Linked DNA regions of Homo sapiens: region 2 is linked to region 1. The links are chromatin contacts, found by Hi-C or POLR2A ChIA-PET in ENCODE. All regions are on one chromosome and are shown on one strand. Each heading gives the region's core, a stretch centred on a gene start or an enhancer-like site at or near the end of the contact. The rest is flanking DNA. Distances are from core to core; before and after follow the strand shown. Region 1 has its middle 14 kb from the start of LINC02525. Region 2 overlaps RREB1 (ras responsive element binding protein 1).

Evidence for each region. A loop is a pair of places that touch in the nucleus more often than their neighbours do. ChIA-PET counts read pairs that join two places held with the same protein, here RNA polymerase II (POLR2A). Pooled maps may share reads with other maps.
Region 2: a pooled map shows a loop between it and region 1 (2.3-fold over the local background). The contact joins two enhancer-like sites. A Hi-C loop is called at or near these places in 1 of 50 pooled maps. POLR2A ChIA-PET finds 5 or more read pairs at or near these places in 2 of 52 experiments (WTC11 and endothelial cell of umbilical vein).

The regions. Positions count from the first base shown.
Region 1 is chr6:3,207,393-3,211,769 of GRCh38, reverse strand. No RefSeq gene overlaps it. Among named protein-coding and RNA genes, the nearest start is that of LINC02525, 14 kb to the right of the region's middle. RefSeq lists enhancers at 2,191-2,280, 2,281-2,575, 1,523-2,722. Within about 2 kb of position 2,474, at least 7 of the 41 ENCODE cell types and tissues checked have a DNase peak (open chromatin) inside an H3K27ac peak, as active enhancers do.
Region 2 is chr6:7,154,046-7,158,422 of GRCh38, reverse strand. The region is part of intron 1 of RREB1 (ras responsive element binding protein 1); the gene reads right to left. Among named protein-coding and RNA genes, the nearest start is that of RREB1, 48 kb to the right of the region's middle. RefSeq lists an enhancer at 1,310-1,976. Within about 2 kb of position 2,147, at least 7 of the 41 ENCODE cell types and tissues checked have a DNase peak (open chromatin) inside an H3K27ac peak, as active enhancers do.

The DNA.
Region 1 (4,377 bases), core at 1,225-3,724:
CCAAGCGGTTGATGTGTGTGCTGGCAGGAAAGAGGGCAGGCTGCCATCCGCCTGGCTTCACCCACAGCCGTCTCTGGGGGCAGACCCCCTTTAGAGGCCACCAGTGCTTCTGTCCTGCTTCTAGTCATCAGAACAGTTTTTGTTTTTTAAGTGTTGAACCCTGTATTCAATTATTCCAGGGTTCAGCTGGAAATTTTAAAAAGCCATAGAAGATGCAGTTATCTTTGGAACTTGCAGTCTTTCCTCAGTCCCTGCTGCTACAGCTTCCTCCAGGACCACAGGCTCCAAAGTGACCCCGAGACCAGGAGGTGGGAGAAAGAGGGGTGTGACCTAAAGAAGGCCTTCCCCTAGGGCAGTCCCACTAATGACCACGCAGAGGAGGATCCTGTTAAGGAGAAGCACAGCCTGAGGGTGGTGACTGAGGGAGCAGGAGGAGGAGGATGGAGAGTCCAGGAGAGAAGGGATGAGCAGGTTCCCAGCAGCCTCTCAGCCCTGCCCTCTGAGTGCCCTCTCATCACTACGCCAGCTTCCTTGGCTCATGCCTAGGCCCTGAGGAAACTCACTGCAGGGTCAGCCCTACTTCTGGCCTCTAGGGGTTCACTGACACCTCCATTCTTCATCCAAGTAAGGATGTAAGACAGTCCCATAAGATGAGGTTAGAGGCCGGGCCCAGTGGCTCACACTGAAATCCCAGCACTTTGGGAGGCTGAGGCGGGCAGATCACTTGAGGTCAGAAGTTCAAGACCAGTCTGGCCAACATGGCAAAACCCCATCTCTACCAAAAAATACAAAAATTAGCCGGGCCTGGTGGAGCACGCCTGTAGTTCCAACTACTCGGGAGGCTGAGGCACGAGAATCACTTGAACCTGGGAGAGGGAGGTTGCAGTGAGCTGAGATTGCATAGTACTACTGCACTTCAGCCTGGGTGAAAAAGTGAGACCCTGTTTAAAAAAAAAATTAATAAATTTAAAGAAGTAAGGTTAGAACAGCCCTGGAAGAATTGAGAGATTCTAAATCCTGGAAGCAAAGGACTTCCAAGCCACAGGATTCTTATCCTAGCTCAGCCTCCTACAGACTGGCACAGCTGGTCCTGTCACAGGCTTCCCCTCCTGCTTCCTCTTCCCTTCCTCAGCACTGTCTGGGTTGGGTGCAAGCAGGGGGTCTCAGTCGTGAGACCACAGCGGACCTGGGGTGAAGGCGCTTCTGGGCATGGGCCTCCTCCTTTCTCTCATTCCTGGACATAGCCCAAGGATGGACCTCGGCCTTCGGGTCCTGTATTGCTCCCTCAGTTATCTCTGGGCCACCGGTGATGGAGACACTTCCTCATGTAGACATTCAGCATTGTCTTTGGGGTGTTCCATCACCTTCAGTAGATCCTGGGGGTCTCTGTGGCCCTGGTCTGGGGCTCCTCACTGGCCTCATCCCGCTTCTCCTGATCCTGCTCAGGTTTCCTCGGGCAGAGCTGCTTGCCTGTGACAGTTCCAGCCTTCACTGAACTCCTCTGTCTGCCCCAGCAGCAGGGGCTACAGCCTGAGCCTGATTATGCTGGAGGTTATAGGGACTCAGTGGGCCACATCAGCTCCTGGGAACACATGCACCCCCAGCAGCACAGCCCTAACCTCATTAACTTATCTTAGAACCACTCATAAGTCTCTAGTTCCTCTGAGTGGTTTCTTTAGCTTATAGCTCATGCTCCCAGCAATAAACAAAAAGAGCTCGTTTGCTAAAGGTTCTGTGTGATTCTTGGAGCATCAAGCAGCTCTGCCCCCGGGGCCCAAATGATAAGCAGGCGTCACTCCACTCACATGCCCTGTGACTTGGCAAGCTCCTTAACCTCTCTGGGCTTTAGTTTCTTTATCTGTGAAATAGAAATTTCATCTGTGAAATAGTAACGATCATTATGATTCATAAGGTTAAATCCAAAAGAGTACCTAGAACAGTGCCTGGTGTATAGCAGTTCTTGACATTGTTGGTTATCATCGTTGTCATTGCTGAAGCCATTCAAGGCAGTGCAGAAGAATTCTCACCTCTTAGACAGAGTGCCCCGTAAAGCAAGCACCCTTGGGAGCCGTGGCTGGTGCCCAGGTCAGAGAGCAGGAAAGTGGGAATTCCATGTGGTAACTGAGTGAGGGGGAGTCATGAGTCACACTCTGGGGACTCTCCAAAGTACTAGGTTGAATCATATGAAATTGCTGGGGCTTTTGGAGAAAACCATAGGTTTCTATTAGTGTGGCCCCACTTGCAGTCTCAAGCAGAGGAGACTGGGAAAATACGGATTTCTCAGGTCTCCCACTCTTCCTACTTCTTCCGGGTTCTCCTGATGATTCATCTGCAGGGCGGAGCTTCTGAGTCTACACCCGGCTCCTCTAACCCTCAAGTGCCTACTCATCACCTGGGGATCTAGTTAAATGCAGATTCTGGCTTAGTTGGTCTAGGGCGGGGCCAGAGATTCTACATTTCCACCAAGTTCCCAGCTGATGCCGCTGCTGCCTGATCGTGCTGCGAGGAGCAGAGCTCTAGCATGTCGTCAGCAGGCCTTTGACTCATCCTAGCTCCAGAGATCCCAGAAGTCGCCCTTTCCCTTGCAGCCCCGGTAAATTAAAAACAGAATGAAACAAAGCTGCAGCAGGGCAGCAGCATCTGTGTCAAATTCCCCCACCCCACCTGTCTGGAGAGTTTCATAGGTGACACTTTTCGCTGCAGGCCCATTAAGCCTATTAAAAGGGATCTTTTTCCCTTTCCTTTCTTCACTGACCATTTGTTCAACAGATATTTACTGAGCACCCACCATTGACAGATACTACACTAAGAAGAGAGATTCCAATCTATGCTTTGTACTGCAGCCAGGGTGATTATCAGAATTGAAAACCTGATCCTGTTATTTCACTTCTTAAACTCTCATTTCCCTGAAGTATAAAGTGCAAGTGTCCTAATACAATGCTGAATACCCTCTGAAAGCAGACTTCTACCCTGATTGACAGTCACCCTACCTCTAGCCCTACCCAGTACCTGAAAGCTTCCCCTGCTCCCTGCTGACCAGCCCCCAAGCTTGGGCTCCTGCTCTCTCTCTCTCTCTCTCTCTCTCTCTACCTCACTCTTCCGAGCCTGCCCTTGCCACCTCATCCATCACTCATCCTTTTCAAGATAAAGCTCCCCACCACGCCGTTCAGGGAGTCTTCTCGGAACCGAGGTGGATTTCCTAAGCCCCCTTGGTTCTGACAACTTTACATAGAAATTCTGTCAGTTCCTTTCTCCACAAAACTTTAAGTTTCTCAGACATAGAGAAATGTCTCAGTCATTTCCCCATCAGCCAGTTTTGGCGGAGCTGCATTTCGGTCTAAGCGCTATGCTGCCTGGTAGGAATTCCTTCTTGCCTGCAAGTTTTCCCGTCTCAGAGGTTCATGGCCCCGACCTGCTTCCAGTCATTAGTGTTGGCTCCCAAGCAGCTGGCAAAGGGCTGGGTCACAGATTGCTGAGGGATGGAAAAGGATCCAGGGCAAATGTGCGTCATCCGTGGTATGCAATGTTTTACAGCTCAGCTATGGAGACAGAATCAGTAACAGCCCATCAGGAAAGGGTGAGGAGAATACCAAGGAAGCAAGAGAAGGACAGGAGGAAGGGTCACTGATGTCTCCCGAGAACCACGGTACCCTTAGAAATGCAGTGTGCTGGGGAACCTTAGATACACTCCCACCCTGAAATTCTCTCAACTGTGGATATAATGAGATGAAAAGGGAATCCAAACTCTTTGCAGCTTCTAAAACGAGTCCCATCTTGCTTCGCCTAATGTTTGGAAGGGCTAATCTTCCCTAATTTGGCAGCTGTTGCAACCATTTCACTTTCGTGTCACTGAATTGCTAAAAATCTTTCTTTTCTTTGACACAGAGTCTTGCTCTGTCGCCCAGGCTGGAGTGCAGTGTTGTGATCTCAGCTCACTGCAACCTCCACCTCCCGGGTTCAAGTGATTCTCCTGCCTCAGCCTCCCAAGTAGCTAGTAGCATGTGCCACCACGCCCAGCTAAATTTTGCATTTTTAGTAGAGATGGGATTTCACCACATTGGCCAGGCTGGTCTTGAACTCCTGACCCCAGGTGATCCACCCATCTTGGCCTCCCAAAGTGCTAGGATTACAGGCATGAGCCACTGTGCCCAGCCAAACCTTCTTTCTTTTATGAGAGAAGAGTTTGAGAAAATATTTGACTTTTTTGTTCTTCTCTTGAAATCCCAACCTCTGTTACAAATCACACACATACACACACACACACACACACACGCACCCAAGCACACACACAGCAACACTAAACAAAGACATTTTTCTTTTTTTAATTTTATTTAAGAGTAAGGGTCTCACTCTGTCATCCAGGCTGGAGTGCCGTGG
Region 2 (4,377 bases), core at 898-3,397, 3.9 Mb before region 1:
TCTGGGGCAGTAGGGGGTGTAGGCTGAGAAAAGTGATGTAAGAGTTTTAAGAAAACCTGTTTGAACATGGTATGGGATTGCAGGGGAGGGAGACCTGCCTACAAACGGGAACAAAGGGAATAGGGAGGGAAAGTTAAACCTGAACAACTTTCAAAGGGGAGGCAGGTGGGGTAGACAATGGAAAGGGCAGAAAGGAAGAGAGTCGCTCTGGCCACAGGCAAGTGTCCTGGGGCACTAAATGGTGCTTGGGAAGAAGTTTTAGATTGTTAGGGGGGTTAGGCTACATTCTTTTGCAGAGATTCTTGAATGTGAAGAAATGGAAAGGGATCCAGAAGGTCTTGGTCCTGTGGGATTCATACCCTGAAGAATGCACGTGGGATGAATCCCTCCACAGAGAAGTCAGGCATGAGCCGGCTGATGATATTCAGGGCTAAGCAGGGTCACTGATGAGAACATGAAAACACCCCTGGTAGGGCACAGGCACAGCAACAGGGGCTGGCAAGGATGAGGTCCCCAGGAGGCAGGAATCCAGACAAATGTGAAGGCATTAGCAGCGAGTGGTAGAGCCCTCTTCTGGAGTCAGGAGGGATGAAAGAGCAAAGAGGAACAGTGGAGAGGGAGCACAAGAGAACTCGTAAGTTGGATTTTTTTTTTTTCCCAAAGAGACAGACAGAGTCTTGCTCTGTCACCCAGGTTGGAGTATGGCTCACTGCAGCCCTGACTTTCCAGGATCAAGCAACCCTCCGACCTCAGCTTCTCAAATGCTGGGACCACAGGTGCGCACCACCACACCATGCTAACTTTATTTTTTTTTTGGAGAGACGGAGTCTCACTATGTTGCCCAGGCTGGTCTCGAACTCCTGGGCTCGAGCAATCCACCTGCTTCAGCCTCTCAAAGTGCTGGGATTACAGGCATGAACCACTGTGCCTGGCCCATGGTCACACAGGGTACATGTGCACACAGTAGGCACTCAATTTTTTTTTTTTTTGAGATGGAGTCTTACTCTGTTGCCCAGGCTGGAGTGCAGCTGCACGATCTTGGCTCACTACAACCTCCACCTCCCGGGTTCAAGCAATTCTTGTGCCTCAGCCTCCTAAGTGGCTGGGACTACAGGCACGCCCCACCACACCTGGCTAAGTTTTTGTATTTTTGGTAGAGACAGGGTTTCACCATGTTGCCTAGGCTGGTCTCCAACTTCCTGAACTCAAGCCATCTGCCTGCCTCTGCATCCCAAAGTGCTGGGATTTCAGACGTGAGCCACCGCGCCCAGCCAAATATTTTACTAATTAATTAGTCATCTCCAAAAAATGGGCAGTCGGGTCTTATACTATGAGTAAGAAGAAGAGAAAAGAAGAGCTGATGGATTACGGAGCAAAGGACCCCAGGGAGCTGGGGCAAGGCAGCCCAGCGGCAGTCAGACAGACAAAGTCCTCCCCAACAGCCAGGGACGACGAAGCTGAACAGAGGGGCAGCTCTTGGTCAGCTTTGGCATTTAAGACCATGTGATCTCAAGGTGCTCTTGAACAAGAATGGGTACACAGGAGCAGCCAAGTGGCACTCTGGAACCCTCTCCTCCTACTCAGGGTACGTACACAGCATCCTGTTTCCTACGCTGGATGGCTGGCTAAGGAGAAGGAAGGAAAACTAAGATTGTCTTATTTCAAAGGGCTGCAACTATATTCCAGCTGTTACAGGCAAGCCTGTTATGTTTCTTCCAACGGATGCCCAATTCACACACATAGCTGCTCTCCTCAAGAATAAACAAGTGGATTCTATATACAAATACCAAGGGCACCAGGTCTCCAAAAGGAGAAAAAATTTGTTTTACAAATGTCCAACCCAAAATGGCTTTCACATTTTTTTCAGGGTGAATTTTGCAGCTCTAACCCAGATGTGGCTCAGTGCGGAAGGTGGCTGGGAGAGCCACAAGGGACTGGCTGGTGTTCCCTCTTAAGAGGCAAAAAGCACATCAAGGGCACAGTGTTCCCTGGCCTTCCTCACAGGTTAGATTGGTCTGAGCAAATCTGTGATTCAATTAGTGTGAGTTCAGTTGCTCTTTTTTAGGTCAGTTCTTTCTTTTGTTTAGATTTGACTCGAGATTTACCTCAATTATCTACACCTCTGCTGAAGTACCTAAGCAAATTAAACCATTTAAAGTGATGAAGGGAAAGGAAGTGGACGGAGCTTTAAAACAACTTATGCAAATAATTTCCTCCCTCTCCCACCTCTGTTCCCTTCAATTACTAAACTCCAAGACAAGCAACTGCTTCTCAAACGAAAAGTCTAGACTCTTAAGTGTGAATGAGAAAAAACCCCGTGGTTAAGCCCTGGCTTGCAGAAAACTAAAAATTTCAGCAAATCTGGAATGAAATGTTACTTTGTGAGTTATACAAAGCTTAGCAGCTGTTCCCAGCCAACATGAAACCCGAAAGGGGTGATGCTATCTTTATCTTCTACCTAGAGTTAAAGCCGGTACTGTCCAGGACAGAGCTGCCAAGGAGCTGTCTCAGTTCTAGTCTGCTGAACACAAAAGACAAAGAAGCCAAGGGAATACATGGGCCAGCAAAGGACACCTAAACAACAACAAATAATAGACCCACCTGGAAGAAAGAAAATGCAGTTAATAATTAAAAAATTTAAAAGGATGCAAGTTCTTAATGTCACTTGGAAAATCCTTTTCAATCAGTTCAAAATTCAAAAGATTAAATCACATCTAACTCTATCTGGATTTCCCAAGTGCAAGGGGAGGAAACTATTTTATCAGGTTTCTTGGAAGGGAAAACACATTTTCTCTATTAAAACTTAAGTCCTGGCCGGATGCTGTGGCTCACGCCTGTAATCCCAGCACCTTGGGAGGCTGAGGCAGGCCAATCACCTGAGGTCAGGAGTTCGAGACTAGCCAGGCCAACAGGGTGAAACCCTGTCTCTACCAAAAATATGAAAATTAGCTGGGTGTGGTGGCACAGGCCTATAATCCCAGCCACTCGGGAGGCTGAGTGAGGCAGGAGAATCGCTTAAACCCGGGAGACGGAAGTTGCAGTGAGCCAAGATCGTGCCACTGCACTCCAGCCTGGGCAACAGAGCAAAGCTCTGTCTCAGACAAACAAACAAACAAAACAAAACTGAAGTCCAGCTCATAAAGACTTCATAGAAACCTTCTTCAGACCACCTGATGGAATCAGGCCTCAGATGAGCATCTCAGGGCAGGCAGATGGATGATGGAAAAAGACCAAAGAAGAATCAAAAGGGAGGGTGATGAGAACAGGGCCTTTCTTCTCATAAGCCTGAAAATTACACATAGGTTAACTGAAGAAAATATTCTTCTAGTGCGACTGAACTATCTCCCTCTGAGAAACCACTTCCCACTAGGCCCCTTCGTTCCGCCCCTAACAACCCCGTTCTATTTATTGTTCAGTTTTAAATGACTGGGCAGCTGCTGCCTAGCCATGCCCCTCTAGTATTGACCAACACTGTCACCAGCACCCCCCACACGTAAACCACCAACGAATGAAGCTCGTGGTAAGGGGGCTTAACTTGGAATGTGAACTGTCACCAGCACACCACACTTCCTGCGAACTCTGACAGACTGTCTCCATTCAAGAAAAAATGAAAAGACTACCTTAAGGCCCGGTGGGTAACCACCCAAAGATGAACAAGCGGAATTGCATGGTAGTTAAGGAGTAGGCTCTGGAACCACATCGCAAATCCTGCCTCTACCACTTGCCAGCAGTGGTAAGTGGCCTGACCCTTAGACAGTTAGGGAACCTCTCAGTTCTGCAATTTCCTCATCTGTGAGATGGAGACAATAATAATACTGAAATCATATGACTGTTCTGAGAAATAGATTAGTCAAATCTATAAAGTGCTAAAACCTGTCTGGCACACATGATACCATCCCTCAGTGCTTTTTATTATCATATACATGCTCACACCTGAGCACACATACTGTACGTTCACATTAGCAAGTGTCTATTAGTCCTTCACGTCCCCAGTGATGAGTTCAACAGGTGCTACAAACATTGTACTCCCACTGGGCAGTCATTTTCAAACTTTAGTATGCACCTGGAGAGCTTATGATAACAGATTTCTGGGCCCCACCTCCACATTTCTGATTCAGCAGGGCTGGAGTGGGGCCTAGGAATCTGTGTTTCTAACAAGTTCCCAGGTGATGCTAATGCTGCTTGTCTGGGGACCACACTTTGAGAACCAAAGTGTCATTATGTTCTAGGCTTCAGGCCTAAGCTTCATCTAGTTTATGTGCATAGAGAACCTTATGGAGATGAAATGGAAAAGGAGAATAAAGCAAAGATGCTCACTGCTCAAAGAATATCCACATATTCTTCCATATTTCCTGGCAACCGTATACCTTTGTGGTC